Linked DNA regions of Homo sapiens: region 2 is linked to region 1. A link is an interaction called in ENCODE POLR2A ChIA-PET data of the cell type or tissue named here. Cell type or tissue: PC-9. All regions are shown on one strand. Links, peaks and the distances in the headings refer to the core of each region. The heading gives the core; the rest is flanking DNA. Region 1 overlaps CYB5R3 (cytochrome b5 reductase 3). Region 2 has its middle 5.7 kb from the start of A4GALT.

Region 1 (9,992 bases), core at 1,202-6,201:
TAGAATGTTTGAAGACCAGTCTTAACATCTGATTATATTTGATTTATTATTTGAGTGTTGTTGGACCAGGTGTGATCAGACTGCTATCTGAATAAAATAAGATTTGTCAGAAATTCCAAAAAAAAAAAAAAGTGAATCAAGCAGTTCCAACCCATGTTCAAGGGTCAACTGTGTCTATATTTTGAACCATTTAAGAGTAAGTTGCCCCTTTGCCCCTAAATATTTCAGTGTGTATCTCCTAAGAACAAGGACATTCCTTTGCGTAACCACAGAATAATTACAGGAAAGTAACATTGGTACAACACTATTATCTAATCCACAAGCCTTATTCAATTTTTTTTTTTTGAGATGGAGTCTTGGCTCTTGTCACCCAGGCTGGAGTCCAGTGGCATGATCTCGGCTCACTGCAACCTCTGCCTCCTGGGTTCAAGTGATTCTCATGCCTCAGCATCCTGAGTAGCTGGGATTGCAGACGCCCGCTACCATACCTGGCTAATTTTTGTATTTTTGGTAGAGACGCGGTTTTTCCATGTTGTCCAGGCTGGTCTCCAACTCCTGACCTCAGGTGATTCACCTGCCTCGGCCTCCCAAAGTGCTGGGATTACAGGCGTGAGCCACCGTGCCCGGTCCCCCCCCACTTTTTTTTTTTTTGAGACAGAGTCTCGCTCTGTCACCCAGGCTGGAGTGCAGTGGCACGATCTCAGCTCACTGCTACCTCCGCCTCCCAGGTTCAGATGATTCTCCTGCTCCAGCTTCCTGAGTAGCTGGGGTAGCCTGCCACCACACCCAGCTAATTTTTGTATTTTTGGTAGAGACGGGGTTTCACCATGTTGGCCAGGCTGGTCTCGAACTTCTGACCTCAAGTAATCTGCCTGCCTTGGGCTCCCAAAGTGCTCAGATTACAAGTGTGAGCTACAGCGCCTGGCCTTTTTTTTTTTTTGAGATGGAGTTTCACTCTTGTTGCCCAAGCTGGAGTGCAATGGCACGATCTCGGCTCACTGCAACCTCCATCTCCTAGCTTCAAGCATTTCTCCTGCCTCAGTTTCCTGAGTAGCTGGGATTCCAGGCATGCGCCACCACATCCAGCTAATTTTTTGTATTTTTAGTAGAAACTGGGTTTCACGATGTTAGCCAGGCTGGTCTTGAACTCCTGACCTCAGATGATCCCCCCGCCTCAGCCTCCCAAAGTGCTGGGATTACAGGCGTGAGCCACCGCGCCCGGCCTTTTTTTTTTTTTTTTTTTTTTATGGAGTCTTGCTCTGTCTCCCAGGCTGGAGTGTGGTGGTGTGATCTTGGCTCACTGCAACCTCCTCCACAGGCAACCTTCTGCCTCAGCCTCCTGAGTAGCTGGGATTACAGGCATGCGCCACTGTGCCCGCCCAGGGATTCAGGTTTTCTAACCAACTTTTAGGGTCTTTTTTTTTTTTTTTTTCAACAGAGACAGAGTTTTGCTATGTTGCCCAGGCTGGTCGCGAACTACTGGGCTCAAGCAATCTTCTGCCTCTGCCATCTGAGTAGCTGGGACCACGGGCGTGTGACACTGCAACCAGCTAACTTTTTTTTTTTTTTTTTTTTTTTGAGATGGAGTTTCACTCTTGTTGCCCAGGCTGGAGTGCAATGGCATGATCTTGGCTCACTGCAACCTCCGCCTCCCAGGTTCAAGCGATTCTCCTGCCTCACCCTCTCAAGTAGCTGGGATTACAGGCACCTGCCACCACGCCCGGCTAATTTTTGTATTTTTAGTAGAGATGGGGTTTTACCCTGTTGGCCAGGCTGGTCTCGAACTCCTGACCTCAGGTGATCCACCCACCTTGGCCTCCCAAATTGCTGGGATTATAGGCGTGAGCCACTGCACCGGGCCTACAACCAGCTAACTTTTTATATTTTTTGTAGAGATGGAGTTTCACCCTGTTGCCCAGGCTGGTCTTGAACTCGTGGACTCAAACTGTTCACCTGCCTCCGCCTCTCAGAGTGTTGGGATTACAGGCTGGAGCCACTATGCCCAGCCCCCTTTTAGGGCCTTCAGGAGACTGAGATGTCGGGGGCAGGGGCTGGGGAGGAACAGCCCCTCAGGGCCGTGTGGCAGGGTCCACTTGGTCATGAGGTATCCCAGCGTGGTATAAGGGATGGGTGGACTCTGGGTCAGCTCCTCACCTGCCAGCTGTGTGACTGGGTGAGTCGCTTTGCCTTTCTGGGCTGTTTCCTCATCTGCGAAATGGTGGTGATGACAGTGCCTACCACACGGGGTTGCTGCGAGAGCCGTGCCCGTGTGGTACCCGACGTGGCCCTGGGATCCCAGAGGCTGTTGGCTTTGGTGATCTGAGCTGTAGGGTCTCAGCTCTGGGGGCCTTGCAGATCACCTGGTCCACTCAGGTTGAGAGGGGAAGGGACTTTCTCGGGGTCACACAGCCAGTGACCTTCCCAGTGCCTGGCTCAGTGCTTCGCTTCCCCTTACACCTGATGGCAGAACCCCAGGGCTCAGGGACACTCATGGATGTCATTTGGGGGAAGTGGCTCAGTTTACTCAGCTTCACTGGCTTGTTCTAGTGTGCTCTGTGGGAGAGCAAAGAGGAGAGCATCAATCCCAGTGGCCCCAAGGGACTGGATTTAAAGGTGCCATAGAGCCATTTGGTCAGTGTAGGCCTTTCAGATAGATTCTGAGTTGGGGTTATTATTTGTCTGTTTGTCTAAATCAAGCTAGAACTTGACATCACTTAATAAGACCAGGGAAGTTGACTGAAGGAAGCAAGAGAAGGAAGGAGCACAAATACATTATGCTCAAGATTAATTTTACTCTGAGCTTCCTAGTAGCCAAAGTGAAAAAGGATATGTGCTTAGACCCACAGCTCTTTTTGGTCCTGGCTCTTCAGAGGAAATGGAGCTTTTTCTCATGGTACTGAGCATAGAAGCCCAGGTAATGCTCAGTGACAGGTGTCATGAGGCTGGTCTTTATAGCTTCTCCTAGTGGGCACCAAAATGGATGATGAAGCTTTCTGGATGAGGGTGGTGGGGAGAGGGTGCTCCTGGCAGAGGGGGCAGCGTGAGCAGAGGCCTGGTAGTGTGGACAAGCCGGTGTGTTTGGGGAAAGGCAGGCTCCTGCACTGACCCCGCGGGTCCTGTCGTTTCAGTTGGGCCATATGGTGCTCTTCCCAGTCTGGTTCCTGTACAGTCTGCTCATGAAGCTGTTCCAGCGCTCCACGCCAGCCATCACCCTCGAGAGCCCGGACATCAAGTACCCGCTGCGGCTCATCGACCGGGAGGTGAGTGCCGGCCGCCGCCGCTGCCTCGTCAGCATCACAGCATTGCCCAGCACCTACTCTGTGCTCAGGGCATGGTCCTGCTCTGAAGTAGATACTGTTGTCCACCCATTTTACAGATGGAGAAAGCAAGGTGATGTCTCTTGCTAAGGCCACCAGGAAGTAGCAGAGGAATTTAAACCCTGGTCTCTCTGTCCACAGAGCCCCTTCTCTGAACCACACTCACTGCCTCATGCAAGGTCAGAATGGAAGGAACCCCTCAGAACTTTTAGGTTCAATCCCCCATTTATGGGGTAGGAATGCAGGGGGTGAGAGATTTGAAGATAAGGTCTCCTCCCTCCTCCCCCTCCCCCAGAGTCATTCCCCACAGCCTGGTACTACTGGACCTGGACACCTTTCACATCTGTGCAGATTCCCTGGGTGCTCTGAGCTGTGTGGGCTTCCTCTGCCCTGTTTGATTCTTACTTTCTTTCATTAGTGAGTTCATACTTTTTTTTTTTTGAGACAGAGTCTTGCCCTGTGTCCCAGGCTGGAGTGCAGTGGTGCGATCTCCGCTCACTGCAACCTCTGCCTCCCCAGGCTCAAGTGATTCTCCTACCTCAGCCCCCTGAGTAGCTGCGATTACAGGCGTGAGCCACCGCGCCCAGCCTAATTTTTGTATTTTTTGTAGAGGTGGGGTTTCGTCCTGTTGCCCAGGCTGGTCTCAAACTCCTGGGCTCTAGTGATCCCCGCACCTCCACCTCCCAAAGTGTTGGGATTACAGGCATGAGCCGTGGTGCCCGGCCTGACTCCTTTTTTTCAAAGCTCTGATTATGATTTAAAACCATCCTCTCCCTCTTTTGCCTTGCCCCCAGTAAAGGCTGCTTCCATCGGTCACTTGCCCTCTTCAGAGCCCCTCCCTTGCTCTATTTCTGGCCACCCCCAGCAGGCACAGGAGGGGTGTGGCAGGGAAAACTGAGTCACAGCAGAGAACATCATCTGCCAGGGCCCAAGTCTCCACCCTGGGCTTGTGCCTGGTGCCTCTGACTCAGGCTTCACAGGAATCTCAGGCTTCCATGGCACGGAGCTGGCCGTTTCCTGTAACTGTTGGGGCAAGTGTCTGTAATTGTCCCAGGAGCTCACAGAGAAGTTGACAACCAGAGAGAAGCAAAAAAATACAAAATGAAAAGTAAATTATTGGCCAGGCACGGTGGCTCATGCCTGTAATCCCAGCACTTTGGGAGGCCGAGGCCGGTGGATCACCTGAGGTCAGGAGTTCAAGACCAGCCTGGCCGACATGGTGAAACCCCATCTCTACTAACAATACGAAAATTAGGCCAGGCGTGGTGGCTCACACCTGTAATCTCAGCACTTTGGGAGGCCGAGGAGGGCAGATCATGAGGTCAGGAGATCGAGACCATCCTGGCTAACACGGTGAAACTCTGTCTCTACTAAAAATACAAAAAATTGGCCGGGCGTGGCTGGGCTCACACCTGTAATCCCAGCACTTTGGGAGGCTGAGACAGGCGGATCACAAGGTCAGGAGATTGAGACCATCCCGGTAACACGGTGAAACCCTATCTCTACTAAAAATACAAAAAATTAGCCAGGCGTGGTGGCAGGCACCTGTAGTCCCAGCCGCTGGCGAGGCTGAGGCAGGAGAATGACGTGAACCTGGGAGGCGGAGCTTGCAGTGAGCCGAGATTGCGCCACTGCACTCCAGCCTGGGTGACAGCAAGACTCCGTCTCAAAAAAAAAAAAAAAAAATTAGCTGGGCGTGGTGGCAGGCACCTGTAGTCCCAGCTACTCCAGAGGCTGAAGCAGGAGAATGGCGTGAACCTGGGAGGTGGAGCTTGCAGTGAGCCGAGATCGTGTCACTGCACTCCAGCCTGGGCTACAGAGCAAGACGCTGTCTCAATCAATCAATCAATCAATCAATATGAAAATTAGCCGGGCGTGGTGGCAGATGCCTGTAATCCCAGCTACTCCAGAGGCTGAAGCAGGAGAATGGCGTGAACCTGGGAGGTGGAGCTTGCAGTGAGCCGAGATCGTGCCACTGCACTCCAGCCTGGGCTACAGAGCAAGACGCTGTCTCAATCAATCAATCAATCAATCAATATGAAAATTAGCCGGGCGTGGTGGCAGATGCCTGTAATCCCAGCTACTTGAGAGGCTGAGGCAGGAGAATCGCTTGAACCTGGGAGGCAGAGGTTGCAGTGAGCCAAGATCACACCATTGCACTCCAGCCTGGGTGACAAGAGCGAAACTCTGTTTCAAAAAAATAAAAAATAAAAAGCAAAAAAAAGTAAATCACCACCTCCCAGATGAGACCACACTTAACCTTGCGATATGATTTTTTGTTTGTTTGTTTGTTTTTGAGATGGAGTTTTGCTCTCGTTGCCCAGGCTATAGTGCAATGGTGTGATCTCGGCTCACTGCAACCTCTGCCTCCCAGGTTCAAGCGGTTCTCCTGCCTCAGCTTCCCAAGTAGCTAGGATTACAGGTGCCCACCACCACGCCCTGCTAATTTTTTTTTTTTTTGTATTTTTAGTAGAGTCAGGGTTTCAACATGTTGGCCAGGCTGGTCTCGAACTCCTGACCTCAGGTGATCCACCCGACTTGGCCTCTCAAAGTGCTCGAATTACAGGCGTGAGCCACCGTGCCTGGCCCTGTGATATGTTTTATACTTATGTAAGCAGGCACACATGTTTTTTTCTTACCCAAATGAAATAATAACATTTTGAAACCTGTTTTTTAACGGTATTTTCCCTTGTTATTGTTATTGGTGGGTTGTTTTGTTTTTGTTTGTGTTTTTTTAGAACAAGGTCTCGCTCTGTCACCCAGGCTGCTTTCTGCAACCTCAAACTCCTGGGCACAAGCCTTCTGAGTAGCTGGGACCATGTGCATGCACCACTATGCCTGGCTCTGTTACTGTCGTTCCTTTTTGTTGTTGTTGAGATGGACTTTCGCTCTTGTTGCCCAGGCTGGAGTGCAATGGCACAATCTCGACTCACCGCAACCTCCACTTCCCAGGTTCAAGTGATTCTTCTGCCTCAGCCTCCCAGGTAGCTGGGATTATAGGCATGCGACACCATGCCCAGCTAATTTTGTATTTTTAGTAGAGATGGGGTTTCTCCATGTTGGTCAGGCTGGTCTCGAACTTCGACCTCAGGTGATCCGCCCGCCTCGACCTCCCAAAGTGCTGGGATTACGGGCATGAGCCACCACGTCTGACCCTACTGTTTCTTAATTCCAGAAATAATGTATGATTTATATGTGCTCACAGCAAAAACTCTGTAAGGTATGACCTCCACCCCTGCCCCATTGCCGCATCCCAGGGCCCCGTGCAGAGGGCCCAGGTCACAGCTCAGCGTGAGCCTGCCAGACCCTATGTGGGTATCACGTTCATACACGGGTGTGTGGAGGTGCGGGTGTGTGCACACTCAGTTTCTTTTTTTGATAACCTGGTTTTGTAGCCAGCCATACAACATGGATCCTTTTAGTATTTCATCATAGGGATGTTACACAAGGGAGCATGTGGCAGATGTCCTAGGATTGCAGCTTTGCCCCCTCATTGTGCCCATGGTGGCTTTGCGGGGTCCGCAGCGGGCCTGCTCTGGGTGCTCTGTGCTTTGCCCCACCCTGCTGCCCTACTAGAGGTTGGCCAGCACCATAATTGTTCATCTCTTGTCCTCATTTCTATTCTTTTTTTTGAGACAGAGTTTCACTCTTGTTGCCCAGGCTGGAGTGCAATGGTGCGATCTCAGCTCACTGCAACCTTGCCTCCCAGGTTCAAGTGATTCTCCTGCCTCAGCCTCCTGAGTAGCTGGGATTACAGGCATGCGCCACCACGCCTGGCTAACATTGTAGTTTTAGTAGAGACGGGATTTCTCCATGTTGTTCAGACTGGTCTCGAACTTCCGACCTCAGATGATTCGCCCACCTCGGCCTCCCAAAGTGCTGGGATTACAGGCATGAGCCACCACGCCTGGCCATCTCATTTCTATTCTTCCTCCAAATATTTTCTGGTACATGGGTGTCTGACCTTGACCCTTAGGACCAGTTGATAGTCCTGGAATCCACTTCCAGAAGGCCTTGGGGCTCTGTTTGCCCCTAATGCAGAAGCTTCTGGTAGAGGCAGCTTTGAGGCCTGGGCTGCCTGGGAGAGGTTGGTGGGCCCCCTGCACACCTGATCCTGAGTGGCGTTTGCACCGTCTTTCCTGCGATTTGCCTCTGCTCACACGTGTAGGGACGGGTCTCTCCTTGAGGCAGCTGCTCTGTGCTGGAACACTGCTCAGGTCGGAGAGTTCTCGTACTGAGCCGAGATGGGCATCTGTGATGTCCTGCCCTGTTGGAGAGGTCTGTTGTCCCCCTCTAAGTGATGACACCATCCACATGTGGACTTTGCCACGTTTGGATGTAAGCGCCTCTGCAGCGCCGACCTTCCGCATGGCTTCTTCACACTCCCTCTCCTGGCCATGCTGGGTACTGGGGACCCCACAGGGAGTGCACCCTCAGGACGCTGGGTTTGGTTCCAGCTCCGACTGGAACTGATTATGTGATCGTCCCTGGCCTGAGCGTAAGACCCACTTAACAAGACCTCAGGGGTTTTAGTCTCAGCTCCTTCCCTGGCCCAATCTGGCTCTTAGCCAGCCCCCCTCCTCCTCTGCCACTGTCCCAGCCACTGACCATGCCCTGGGTGCCCACCCTGTGCAGGGTGGAAGCCTGGCTTTGGGCTCTTGGAGTTCCTGGGCAGGGAAGGCTCCCACTTTCTGCCCTGTGAAGCCCACCTCAGTCCTGGCTGCCCCATTTCCCAAGGGGCTCTCAGGTGCAGTGGCTTCTGCAGCCCCTCTCTTGGGATGCAGGCCTGGGCACGTGCAGCCTTGTCTAGCTCTGCCCCAGTTTGCCCATCCAGCCCTCAAGTTCTTCCTGCCCCTTCAGGCCACTGCTTGAGCTGATGGCAGAGATGGATTCCTCCCTCCCCGTCCTGTCTGGCATCCTCCCTTTGGGACCCTGGGTTCATTCCCTGTTCTGGCCACCTTGTTTGTGGCCCCTCTAGGCCAGCAGGACAGACACACCCAGCGTGCGCCTGGCCTCAGCACCTCACACGCAGCGTGCATGTGTGTGCATCTGTGCTTGGCGTCGGCGTCACGTCTTACAAGGACAAGCAGGCACTGGGGAAGGGTGGGGACACAAAGGAGGAATGGGATGGGGGCTCCGAGGCCTGGGAGCCGCCCTGGGAGGCCTCTGCCCTGGGGACCGTTCAGCAGCTTTGGGCCTCTCTCCAGATCATCAGCCATGACACCCGGCGCTTCCGCTTTGCCCTGCCGTCACCCCAGCACATCCTGGGCCTCCCTGTCGGTGAGTCACGCCCCTGCTGGGCCCATTCGGAGCCCGGCAGGCTGCTGGGGCACTAGATCAGAGAGATGGAAGCTTTACATTTCCACCAGGGAGAGCAGGGAAGCCTTCAGGAGGAGGTGACAGCTGCCCTGGGCCTTTGAGGGCGAGTCTGTTGGAATGAGAGTGGGAAGGCCCAGAGTCCCTGGCAGTGGCACCAGCAGGAGTGAAGGCATGGAGGCAGGAAGCTGGGACGTGAGGGGAATCCCCGGGAGGGGTGGGAGGGGGCCGTGGGAGCTGACGCCAGGCCAGGCTTTGAATGCCGGGTGGGGTGCAGGGGAGTGGGTTGACAAGACCCAGGGGTCACCCGCAGGATGATCTCTGGCCCAGAGTGACCCCGTTCTGTCCTGCAGGCCAGCACATCTACCTCTCGGCTCGAATTGATGGAAACCTGGTCGTCCGGCCCTATACACCCATCTCCAGCGATGATGACAAGGGCTTCGTGGACCTGGTCATCAAGGTGAAGCCTCTGGGTCATGACTGTGGAGGGGGTGTGGGTGGGTGGCCATGGCAACAGCCCATGTGGACCCCCTGGACAGGGAAGTCTCCCGCTCCTGCCCTGTGCAGCCCAGCCTCGGTCATGGCTGCCCCACTTCCTCAGGGGCTTGCAGGGGCAGTGGCTTCTAGAGCCCCTCTCGAGTCCATGTCCCCCCGCAGCCCGGACTCCAAAGACCCAGTGCTCCCTTGTGCCTGGTTTCTGAGTAAATAGCACGTCATCTTTACCAACAAAAGCCAAAGAAGGGGGTCTTGGCAGAGAACAGGGGCCAGGGTTCAGGGCAAGTGCCTTCAAACAAGGACAGGTACCTGCAGCAGAGGCTCCAGGAAGGCCGGCTGGCGGTACAGACGCCCCTGCTGCGAGGTGTGACGGCGCAGTCCCGTCCCTGCTCTCACGCTGGGAGATCCCTGGGAGTTGGGTCCCGAGTGTGCGGGGTGAGGCAGCCACTCCACCGTGGTCAGCGGCCGGGCCTCTGTGACACGCAGGCCCTGTTCTTACCCGTTTCCCTAAGAAATGTCCCTCAGGCCTGCTAGGGAAACATGTGAGGGGCTCGTGTGGTGTTGTCTGGGAGCTGGGGTGATGGGCTTTCTGGGGTCTGCTGCGGGGTTCGAGGTGGAGGTTCACAGGAGAAGATGCAGGCGTTAGGGGCAGCAGCCCGGAACCTGAAACACACATGCCGAGTGGGAAGTAAGAGGCAGCATGACGGCCCCAGCAGGGACGTTTTTATGAAAATTAGAAATACAAGCTTTCAGCCAGGCACAGTGGCTCACACCTGTAAGCCACTTTGGGAGGCCAAGGCGGGTGGATCACCTGAGGTCAGGAGTTAGAGACCAGCCTGGCCGACATGGAGAAACCCCGTCTCT
Region 2 (9,992 bases), core at 1,959-6,958, 91 kb before region 1:
ACAAACCAATAACCACAATAAAAACACCAATAAACCAACAACAACCATTTTTTTTTTTGAGATAGGGTCTTGCTCTGTTGCCCAGGCTGGATTGCAGTGGCATAAAATCATGAATCACTGCAGCCTTGACCTCTAGAGCTCAAGCAATCCTCCTGCCTCAGCCTCCCAAGCACCTGGGACTACAGGGGTGCGCCACCAGACCTGGCTAATTTTAAAAATTTTTTTATAGAGAGAGGTTCTCATCATGTTGCCCAGGCTGGTCTCGAACTTCTGACCTCAAGTGATCCTCCCACCTTAGCCTCCCAAAGTCTTGAGATTATAAGTTTGAGCCACTGTAACCAGCTGGGCTCTTCTATCTCAAAAGCAAAACTTCAAAATCCAATTTCTTGAGTATTCCAACCTTGATTACAAACAATTTACTAAACTCCCATACATGATCTAAACTGCAATGACAGATTTTGTATGGCTGACTTCCATAAGAATACTTTTACACTTAACACTCTTCTGAAACATCAAGGCCCGGGGATCATTTAGTGCTTCCTCACTTCGTTTTTCTTTTTTTCTTTTTTTTTTTCTTTTTTTTGAGACGGAGTCTTGCTGTGTTGCCCAAGCTGGAGTGCAGTGGCATGATCTCGGTTCACTGCAATCTCCGCCTCCCAGGTTCAAGCAATTCTCCTGCCTCAGCCTCCCAAGTAGCTGGGATTATAGGCGCCTGCCACCATGCCCAACTAATTTTTGTATTTTTAGTAGAGATGGGGTTTCACCATGTTGGTCAAGCTGGTCTCGAACTCCTGACCTGCCAGCCTTGGCCACCCAAAGTGCTGGGATTACAGGTGTGAACCACCGCGCCCAGCCAATGGTTTCTCATTTCTATCATTGCTTTTATCTTCTTAGGGATCTTTTGATTTCTCCCTAGGACTTTGGTGATGGGAGTTTATTTATTTATTTATTTATTGGATACAGGGTCTTGCTTTATCACTCAAGCTGGAATGCAATGGCTAACAGCTCACTGTAGCCTCAACCTCCTGGGCTGAAGCGATCCTGCCATCTCAACCTCCCAAGAAGCTGGGACTACAAGCACACACCACCACACCTGGCTAAAATTTTTATATTTTGTAGAGGCAGGGGTCTTGCTATGTTGCCCAGGCTGCTCTTGAACTCTTGGGCTCAAGTGATCCTCCTGCCTCAGCTTTCCAAAGTGCTAGAATTACAGGGTGAGCTACCCTGCCTGGCCAGTGATGGGATTTTGGTATCTTCCCATGTTTGGAATAATTTTCCAAGACAAGCTGAGGTCACTGCATCTGGATGTTTGACTGCTGGTCCTTGGCTGGAACATAGGACTTGACTGCCTCTGCTGGGATTGCAATGACCTATTTAGTCATTTTGGACATTCTCTGTTGAATCCTCCTTGTCCTTGCAAACTAGGGGTGGCCCCTGTCCTGAATACCTGGCAGAGCCTTGTCTGCCTGGTAGTTGTGTGCAGCTACCAGTGCCCATGAGTCTGTGCTTGCTTTCCTTGGTGCAGTTTCTGCCTCTCCAGGGCTCCAGCCCAGAGCTCTGTGTTTATTCTTTTCTGATTACACAGATAGAAAGCAAACAAATCAGGCCGGGCGTGGTGGCTCACGCCTGTAATCCCAGCACTTTGGGAGGCCGAGGCGGGCAGATCATGAGGTCAGGAGTTCAAGACTAGCCTGACAAACACCCTGAAACCCCATCTCTCCTAAAAAAAAATACAAAAAAATTAGCCGGGCGTGGTCACACGTGCCTGTAATCCCAGCTACTTGGGAGGCTGAGGCAGAAGAATCCCTTGAACCCAGGAGGCAGAGGTTGCAGTGAGCTGAGAACGCGCCACTGCACTCCAGCCTGGCAACAGAGTGAGACTCCGTCTCAAAAAAAAGAAAAAAGAAAGCAAACAGATCTCTTTACTGTTTTTTGTTTGTTTGTTTTTGTTTTTGTTTTTTTTTCGGATGGAGTTTCGCTCTTGTCGCCCAGGCTGGAGTGCAATGGCGTGATCTCGGCTCACTGCAACTTCCGCTTCCCGAGTTCAAGCGATTCTCCTGCCTCCTTGGGATTATAAACTTGAGCCTCCCGAGTAGCTGGGATTACAGGCATGCACCACCATGCCTGGTTAATTTTGTATTTTCAGTAGAGACGGGGTTTCTCCATGTTGGTCAAACTGGTCTCAAACTCCCGACCTCAGGTGATCTGCCCGCCTCAGCCTCCCAAAGTGCTAAGATTACAGGTGTGAGCCACCACGCCCGGCCTAATATGTTAACAATAATAAAAGAAACAAAATGCGTGGACTAACACACCCCCACATATTAAGCTCAGTAAAAATTCAAGTCATATGACAATCATCTTTCGTATTTATTTTTTTCCATACCTAGTCCCACAGACATCTTTCTTATATTACAACTCTTTTTTTTTTTTTTTTTTTTTTTGAGATAGAGTCTCTGTCATGCCAGGCTGGAGTGCAGTGGCATGATCTCAGCTCACTGCAACCTCCGCCTCCTGGGTTCAAACAGTTCTCCTGCCTCAGCCTCCCGAGTAGCTGAGATTACGGGTGCATGCCACCACACCGGTCTACATTTTGTATTTTTAGTAGAGATGGGTTTTCACCATGTTGGTCAGGCTGGTCTCGAACTCCTGACCTCAATTATGATCCACCCACCTCAGCCTCCCAAAGTGCCGGGATTACAGGTGTGAGCCACTGTGCCCGGCTTTTTTTTTTTTTTTTTTTTTTTGTAGAGGTAGGGTCTTACTATGCTCCCCAGGCTGGTCTTGAATTCCTGGGCTCAAACGATCCTCCTGCCTCAGCCTCCCAAAGTGTTGGGATTATAGGCGTGAGCCACTGTGCCCAGCCAGGGAATAATTTTTTATGCTCATATTATCACAGCTTGGCTGATGCTGGGGAGACTTTGGTTGTTTCCATTGCCTGTCCCATATTCCCCTAACATGTGTGAGTGTGGCCTTCCTTTCTGGCCACCCCAGGCCATTCTGGGTCATTCTAATTTTTTTTTTTTTTTTTTTTTTTTGAGACGGAGTCTCATTTTGTCACCCAGGCTGGAGTGCAGTGGCAACATCTCAGCTCACTGCAAGCTCCGCCTTCCTGGGTTCATGCCATTCTCTTGCCTCAGCCTCCTGAGTAGCTGGGACTACAGGCGCCCGCCACCACGCCCGGCTAATTTTTTGTATTTTCAGTAGAGACGGGGTTTCAGCGTGTTAGCCAGGATGGTCTCGATCTCCTGACCTTGTGATCCACCCGCCTCAGCCTCCCAAAGTGCTGGGATTACAGGCGTGAGCCACCGCGCCCGGCCTAATTTTTTTTTTTTATATGCTCCAAGGGATACTGGTTTCCTTTAGTGGATAAGGGTCTAAGAGACTTATATCTGGGTACCAAGGTGCCCATGAGACTGGGGGTGGGCAAGGAGCTATTGTGGCTTTCAGGCAACTCTTGTCAAAAACAAAGCCGGAAGCCAGGCGCGGTGGCTCACGTCTGTAGTCCTAGCATTTTGGGAGGCCAAGGTGGGTGGATTGCCTGAGCTCAGGAGTTCGAGACCAGCCTGGGCAACATGGTGAAACCCTGTCTCTACTAAAAATACAAAAAATTAGCCAGGCGTGGTGGTGCATGCCTGTAATCACAGCTACTCGGGAAGCTGAGGCAGGAGAATCGCTTGAACCCAGGAGGCGGAGGTTGCAGTGAGCCAAGATTACATCACTGCACTGCAGCCTGGGCGACAGAGCGAGACTCTGTCTCAAAAAAAAAAAAAGAAAGAAAAGAAAAGAAAAAACACAAAAAAACCAAAGCCGGAAATAACTCATACTTTTAAGGTCATAAATGGACAGTAAGTTCCTTCAGTCTGTGGTTTTGTTAACAGACATTAATAACATTGTTATTGTTAATTCTGTATTGACAAGGGCGAGCCACAGCAGTCACTGTGACACTGGCTGGCTCAGCAGGGGACAGGAAAGGGATGAAGAAGACAGGGAAGGAAGGGTCAGAAACAGCGAGTGGAGGTGATTTGTTTGAGAAATCTGGTTGACAGGAGGAGAGAGCTGGCAGTCACAGGGTGGAGGGAGGAGTGTTTGCTTTGCTTTTTGTTTTCTTGTCCTTTTCTTGGGATGGGAGAGGCTCAAGCTTGCTCATGGGTGGAGTGGAAAGTGCCAGTACCCATAAGAGTGTATCAATCAAAATTCCTGCTTGTACAAGGGAAAGTAAGAAGCTGGGTGTGTAATCCCCACACTTTGGGAGGCCAAGATGGGCGGACCACCTTAGGTCCAGGGTTGGAGACATGGCGAAACCCTGTCTCTACTAAAAATACAAAAACTAGCTGGATGTGGTGATGTGCGCCTTTAGTCCTAGCTACTAGGGAGGCAGAGGCTCGAGAATTTCTTGAACCCAGGAGGCCGAGGTTGCAGTGAGCCCAGATCGTGCTACTGCATTCCAGCCTGGGCGACAGGGAGACTCTGTCTTAAAAAAAAAAAAAAAAAAGAAAAGTGAAAGAATCCAGCTTGTCTGGTTAAACCAAACCGTGTAACAGGAAAGCCCAGGTGGGGATGGAAGCAGGGAGATCACCAGGTCAGGCCCAGCTGGACATGGCTCCAGGGATGCCCTGACTCAGTTCTGTGTGTGTAACTAGCTCCATTCATGGGGGACTGGGCTCTATTCTGAGATGGGCCCTCCCCTCATGTGGCAATGAGATATCACCGAGTCCAGAAAAAGACAACACACCTAGAAGCCATCCAGAAGAGGACACACCTCTGTCCCAGACTTCTATCATTAAGACCATGTGGGTCACATCATCTCTGGACCAGTCTCTGGCTGGGTGTTGTGAACAGTCCAGGGTCAGAAATAACCAGGCCCACGTTTGTGTCTTTCCACAATGTCAGGATTTTAGCAGATTTTTTTGTGTTTCAATCACAAAAGCCATGAGCTCCATGGGGTTCCCAAGGAGGCATTCTCATTGCTTCCCATTTACTCAGTAGTCAGAGCCACAGGCACACAGGCTCAAGCCACTCCACAAGTCAGTCAATACTGCAAACCATACACAGTAGTGTGCTTAGTCTATATATAAATGTTACAGATTAAACATTCCACAACAAAGTCACACTTAACATCAAGAGGAAAGAGAGGCTGGGTGCGGTGGCTCACGTCTGTAATCCCAGCACTTTGGGAGACTGAGGCGGGCAGACTGCCTGAGGTCAGGAGTTCGAGACCAGCCTGGCCAACATGATGAAACCCCGTCTATACTAAAAATACCAAAAAAATAAAAAAAAATAAAAGCCAGGCATGGTGACAAGTGCCCATAATCCTAGCTACTCAGGAGGCTGAGGCACTAGAATTGCTTGAGCCTGGGAGGCAGAGATTGCAGCAGTGAAGACAGAGCAAGACCCTGTCTCAAGAAGAAAAAAAGATGGAGTTACTTATGTCAAGGGAGCCACTGCTTTAAACTGGCTCACAGGCCCGCCTTGGAGCTGGGGACAGGTCAACCACACCAAACCCAGGTGGAATTCCTCAGGAAGTATTTAGTGTGCTGTTACCAGACAGTTGGCAGAGAGAAGAAAGAAAGATCCCTGTCCACCAGAAAGTTGGAGCTAGGGGCCAGACAGGGGGTGATCAATGAGAGCAGGCACACAGGGGATGAGAGGAGACGGACCCTGTGCCTTGCCTCTGCCTGTGCTGTTCCTTCTGCCAGGAGAGCCTTATGGAGTAATTGACAGAACCTCCCCTCCCGTGTAAGCAGTGGTCTAGATGTTGACATCCTGCCTTTCTTCTCTAGGGCCCAGGAAATGCCTGTTGAAATAAATTGCTGGAAAGCCACCACACCACGAACCGTGCAAATTGTCAGACTGTTCTTTCCCATGTGGATATGAAATCTGCTTTGGAGCATGGGCCCAGTGGGGCTGCAGGGAGCCCACCACCTTCCAGGACCACTACTGTCTTAGCCAGGACTAAGAGTTATGGACTGAGACCTATTAACTGAGGGCCCTTAGGCAAGGCTGTGCCTGGCTCCTTAAGCCCCAGGGTCCTCCTGGGTAAGGGGTGCCCCTGGAAAGGGCTTAGCAAGTGGTAGGAGTTCACCCCAACAGTAACTATGCCAGTGCTTTATCCTTCCCTTATTGCAGGTAGACCAAAGTGGCCACAGGCTTTCTATTCAACATTCACAACCAGATGACCAGCTCCAGTTTACTGATGGGAGAGAAACCCATTGGTTCAAAGAGTTTAAGAATTTCAGCCTAGCTGGGCGCGGTGGCTCACGCCTGTAATCCCAGCACTTTGAGAGGCCGAGGCGGGCGGATCACAAGGTCAGGAGTTCGAGATCAGTCTGGCCAACACAGCGAAACCCCGTCTCTACTAAAAATACAAAAAAAAAAAAAAAATTAGCCGGACGTGGTGGCCGGTGCCTGTAGTCCCAGCTACTTGGGAGGCTGAGGCAGGAAAATGACGTGAACCCGGGAGGCAGAGCTTGCAGTGAGCTGAGATCGCGCCACTGCACTGCACTTCAGCCTGGGCGACAAAGTGAGACGCCGTCTCAAAAAAAAAAGAAATTCAGCCTAGAAGCTGGGCGAGGTGGCTCACACCTGTAATCCCAGCACTTTGGGAGGCCAAAGCGGGAGGATCATTAGAGGTCAGGTGATCAAGACCAGCCTGACCAACGTGGTGAAACCCTGTCTCTACTAAAAATATAAAAAAATTAGCCAGGTGTGGTGGCGGGCACCTGTAATCCCAGCTACTCGTGAGGCTGAGGCAGGAGAATCACTTGAACTCAGGAGGCAGAGGTTGCAGTGAGCCGAGATTGCGCCATTGCACTCCAGCCTGGGTGACAAGAGCAAAACTCCATCTCAAAAAAAAAAAAAAAGAGCCAGGCATTGTGGTGCACACCTGTGGTCCCAGCTACCCAGGAGGCTGAGGCAGGAGGATCACTTGTGCCTGGGAGGTCAAGGCTGCAGTGAGTTGGAATCACATCACTGCACTCCATCCTGGGCAACAGAGTGAGACCCTGTCTCTAAATAATAATAATAATAATAATAAATCCCAGCCTGAGTAAGAGTGTCTCAAAAAAAGAAAGAAAAAAAAATCTGCCCACACCCACCCTGCTAAGAGAGGCAGATTCAACCCCAGGCAGATCACTCTCTTCTTTCACAAGCATCCCAGCCCTCTCCATCTCCAACCAGAAAGCCAGCCACGAGCCATGCCTTCCCTTCCTCTCAGAGCCTGTGTGCTCAACCTTAGGAGGAAAGGGACCTGCCAGGGTGCTAGGAGGGAGGGAAGAGGGGAGCACTGGGCTCAGAGGCGGAGGGGGTGCTCCGGGGGTCAGGAGAGCCCAGGGCAACATGGGCCAGGCTGTGCTTCCAGGGCAGAGTTTCACAGATGAGTGAACTGAGGCCAGGGCAGGTCAGACACATAGGCTCTTTTGTCCCCTGCTTCCTCCTTCACGCCCTGGCCTCTGAAGCTCTCCCTGCAGTCGGGACAGGTCAGGCTAGAAAATAATTTGGCCTCAAAGGCTGCTGGGGCTTTGGGGGTCAGGCAAATTTGAATTCCAACCTCTGCTTGTTTTTTCCTTTCTTACCTTTATTTTGAGATAGGATCATTTTATGTTGCCCAGGCTGGTCTTGAACTCCTGGGTTCAAATGATCCTACTGCCTCAGCCTCTGTGAGCTTAGGTTAATTTCCATCTTGGGCTCAGTATTTTTCTTTTTTCTGGGACGGGGTCTCGCTCTCACCTAGGCTGGAGTGCAGTGGCATGATCTCGGCTCACTGCAATCTCTGCCTCCCAGGTTCGAGCAATTCTGCCTCAGCCTCCTGAGTAGCAGGGATGACAGGCAGGCACCACCACATCTGGCTAATTTTTGTATTTTTAGTAGAGATGGGATTTTGCCATGTTGGCCAGGCTGGTCTTGAACACCCGAGCTTAGGTGATCCGCATGCCTCGGCCACCCAAGTGCTGGGATTACAGGCTTAAACCACTGCACCCAGCCAACAGCCTCCGTTTTTTTTTGTTTGTTTGTTTTTGAGATGAAGTCTCGCTCTGTCGCCATACTGGAGTGCAGTGGCATGATCTCAGCTCACTGCAACCTCTGCCTCCCAGGTTCGAGTGATTCTCCTGCCTCAGCCTCCCGAGGAGCTGGGACTACAGGGGCACGCCGCCACGCCCAGCTAATTTTTGTATTTTTAGTAGAGACGGGGTTTCACCATGTTGGCCAGGATGGTCTCGATCTCCTGACCTCATGATCCGCCCGCCTTGGCCTGCCAAAGTGCTGGGATTACAGGCGTGAGCCATTGCGCCTGGCCCAGCCTCCGTTTTTTTCATCTGTAAAATGGGGATAACAGGGTGACCTCAGAGGGTTGTGAGATTAACAAGCTGCAAGGAGACCGTTTCCCCAGACATAGCCAGGAAGAGCTTGTGGGTCTGGGCACAGCTCCAGCGATGGCTATTCTAAGAAAGCCATTCCCTTCTCAATTCTCTTTAATCCCTTTGCTTAAGTCCAGGGGCAAGTCTTTGCTGGGTGCTGGCCTGCCTTGAATATCTCTCTACACCTTTCGAATCTTCCTTTTTTTTCTTTTTTTGAGACGGAGTCTCACTCTGTCGCCCAGGCTGGAGTGCAGTGGCGCGATCTCGGCTCACTGCAAGCTCCGCCTCCCGGGTTCACGCCATTCTCCTGCCTCAGCCTCCTGAGTAGCTGGGACTACAGGTGCCCGCCACCACGCCTGGCTGATTTTTTTGTATTTTTAGTAGAGACGGGGTTTCACCTTGTTAGCCAGGATGGTCTCGATCTCCTGCCCTTGTGATCTGCCCGCCTCGGTCTCCCAAAGTGCTGGGATGAATCTTCCTTTTAACAAGGAGAGGGCAGGAGGAACTCAGCTCTTGGAGGGGCAACAGGACCTACCCGGGCTTTATAACATTGTTTTAGTTTTATTTTTACTGTTGCCTTCTAGTCTCTGAGATACTGGTGTTCCATTTAGGGTAGCAATACAAAGTTTCTCTGAAAAATACATTTGTGATCATGGAAAAGCCAACATAAAGCAAAAGCATTAAAAGTATTACAAGTGGGCCAGGTGCCGTGGCTCACATCTGTAATCACCACACTGTGGGAGGCTGAGGCGGGTGAATCACTTGAGGTCAGGAGTTCAAGACCAGCCTGGCCAACATGGTGAAACCCTGTCTCTACTAAAAATACAAAAATTAGCCATGGTTGTGCATGCCTGTAGTCCCAGCTACTCAGGAGGCTGAGGCAGGAGAATCACTTGAAACCAGGAGACAGAGGTTTCAGTGAGCCGAGATGGTGTCACTGCACTCCAGCCTAGGTAACAGAGTGAGTCTCTTCTCAAAAAAAAAAAAAAAAAAAAAAAAAAATGAGTATTACCAGTGGAGAAAGGGTCCGCATTCATTCTTTTTTTTTTTTTTTTTTTTTTTTTTTTTGAGACAGAGTCTGGCTCTTGTCACCCAGGCTGGAGTGCAGTGGCATGATCTAGGCTCACTGCAACCTCCACCTCCTGGGTTCAAGTGAGCATGTCCAGCTAATTTTTGTATTTTGTAGAGATGGAGTTTCACCATGTTGGCCAGGCTGGTCTTGAACTTCTGATCTCAGGTGACCTGCTTGCTTTGGCCTCCCAAAGTGCTGGGATTACAGGCGTGAGTGCTTGCCTGGCCTCTTGTTTCCGTTTTAAGATGGGAGAAGTAACAGCCTGTGATGGGAATGACCCAGGGAGAATGGAGAGAGGGCAGGGTTTCGGGATCAGTGTTGGCGTGAAGGGTCGGGATCTTCTGGAGGGGGTGGTCGTGGCCAGGAGCTGGACGGGTTCAGCCCGGTCCCAAGAGGGAAGGGACTGGGTGCTACCTCAGCGGGTGGGTGGGGGAGCTGGTGGGAATTTTCTACTGATTCCTTCATTCGAAGTGTATTTATTGGGCACCCATTGAGTGCCAGGCTCTTTCTCAGGGCTAGGATAGAGGTTCCATTTTCTCAGTGGCTTGGGCACTGGGTCATCAGCT

What was found. ChIA-PET counts read pairs that join two places held together with the same protein. Peaks named below come from ENCODE experiments on the same cell type or tissue, not always from the same donor. Only the 100,000 strongest peaks of a DNase experiment are listed, where the experiment ranks them.
Region 2: POLR2A ChIA-PET joins it to region 1 with 6 read pairs; 7 of 35 experiments call an interaction of 5 or more read pairs at or near these places.

The regions. Positions count from the first base shown.
Region 1 is chr22:42,629,983-42,639,974 of GRCh38, reverse strand. CYB5R3 (cytochrome b5 reductase 3) reads left to right here. Exons shown (of 9, transcript NM_000398.7): 2 at 3,129-3,260; 3 at 8,525-8,597; 4 at 8,987-9,093. ATP5MGL (ATP synthase membrane subunit g like) reads left to right here. Exons shown (of 1, transcript NM_001165877.1): 1 at 1-172. The coding sequence ends at 3. Among named protein-coding and RNA genes, the nearest start is that of ATP5MGL, 5.6 kb to the left of the region's middle. RefSeq lists enhancers at 2,687-3,222, 3,223-3,760, 7,963-8,464. In PC-9, for the core only: no CTCF peak of the experiment used is centred there; a DNase peak (open chromatin) is centred at 4,264; H3K27ac peaks cover 1,546 bases.
Region 2 is chr22:42,721,588-42,731,579 of GRCh38, reverse strand. No RefSeq gene overlaps it. Among named protein-coding and RNA genes, the nearest start is that of A4GALT, 5.7 kb to the right of the region's middle. In PC-9, for the core only: no CTCF peak of the experiment used is centred there; DNase peaks (open chromatin) are centred at 3,919 and 4,559; H3K4me3 peaks cover 547 bases; H3K27ac peaks cover 1,694 bases.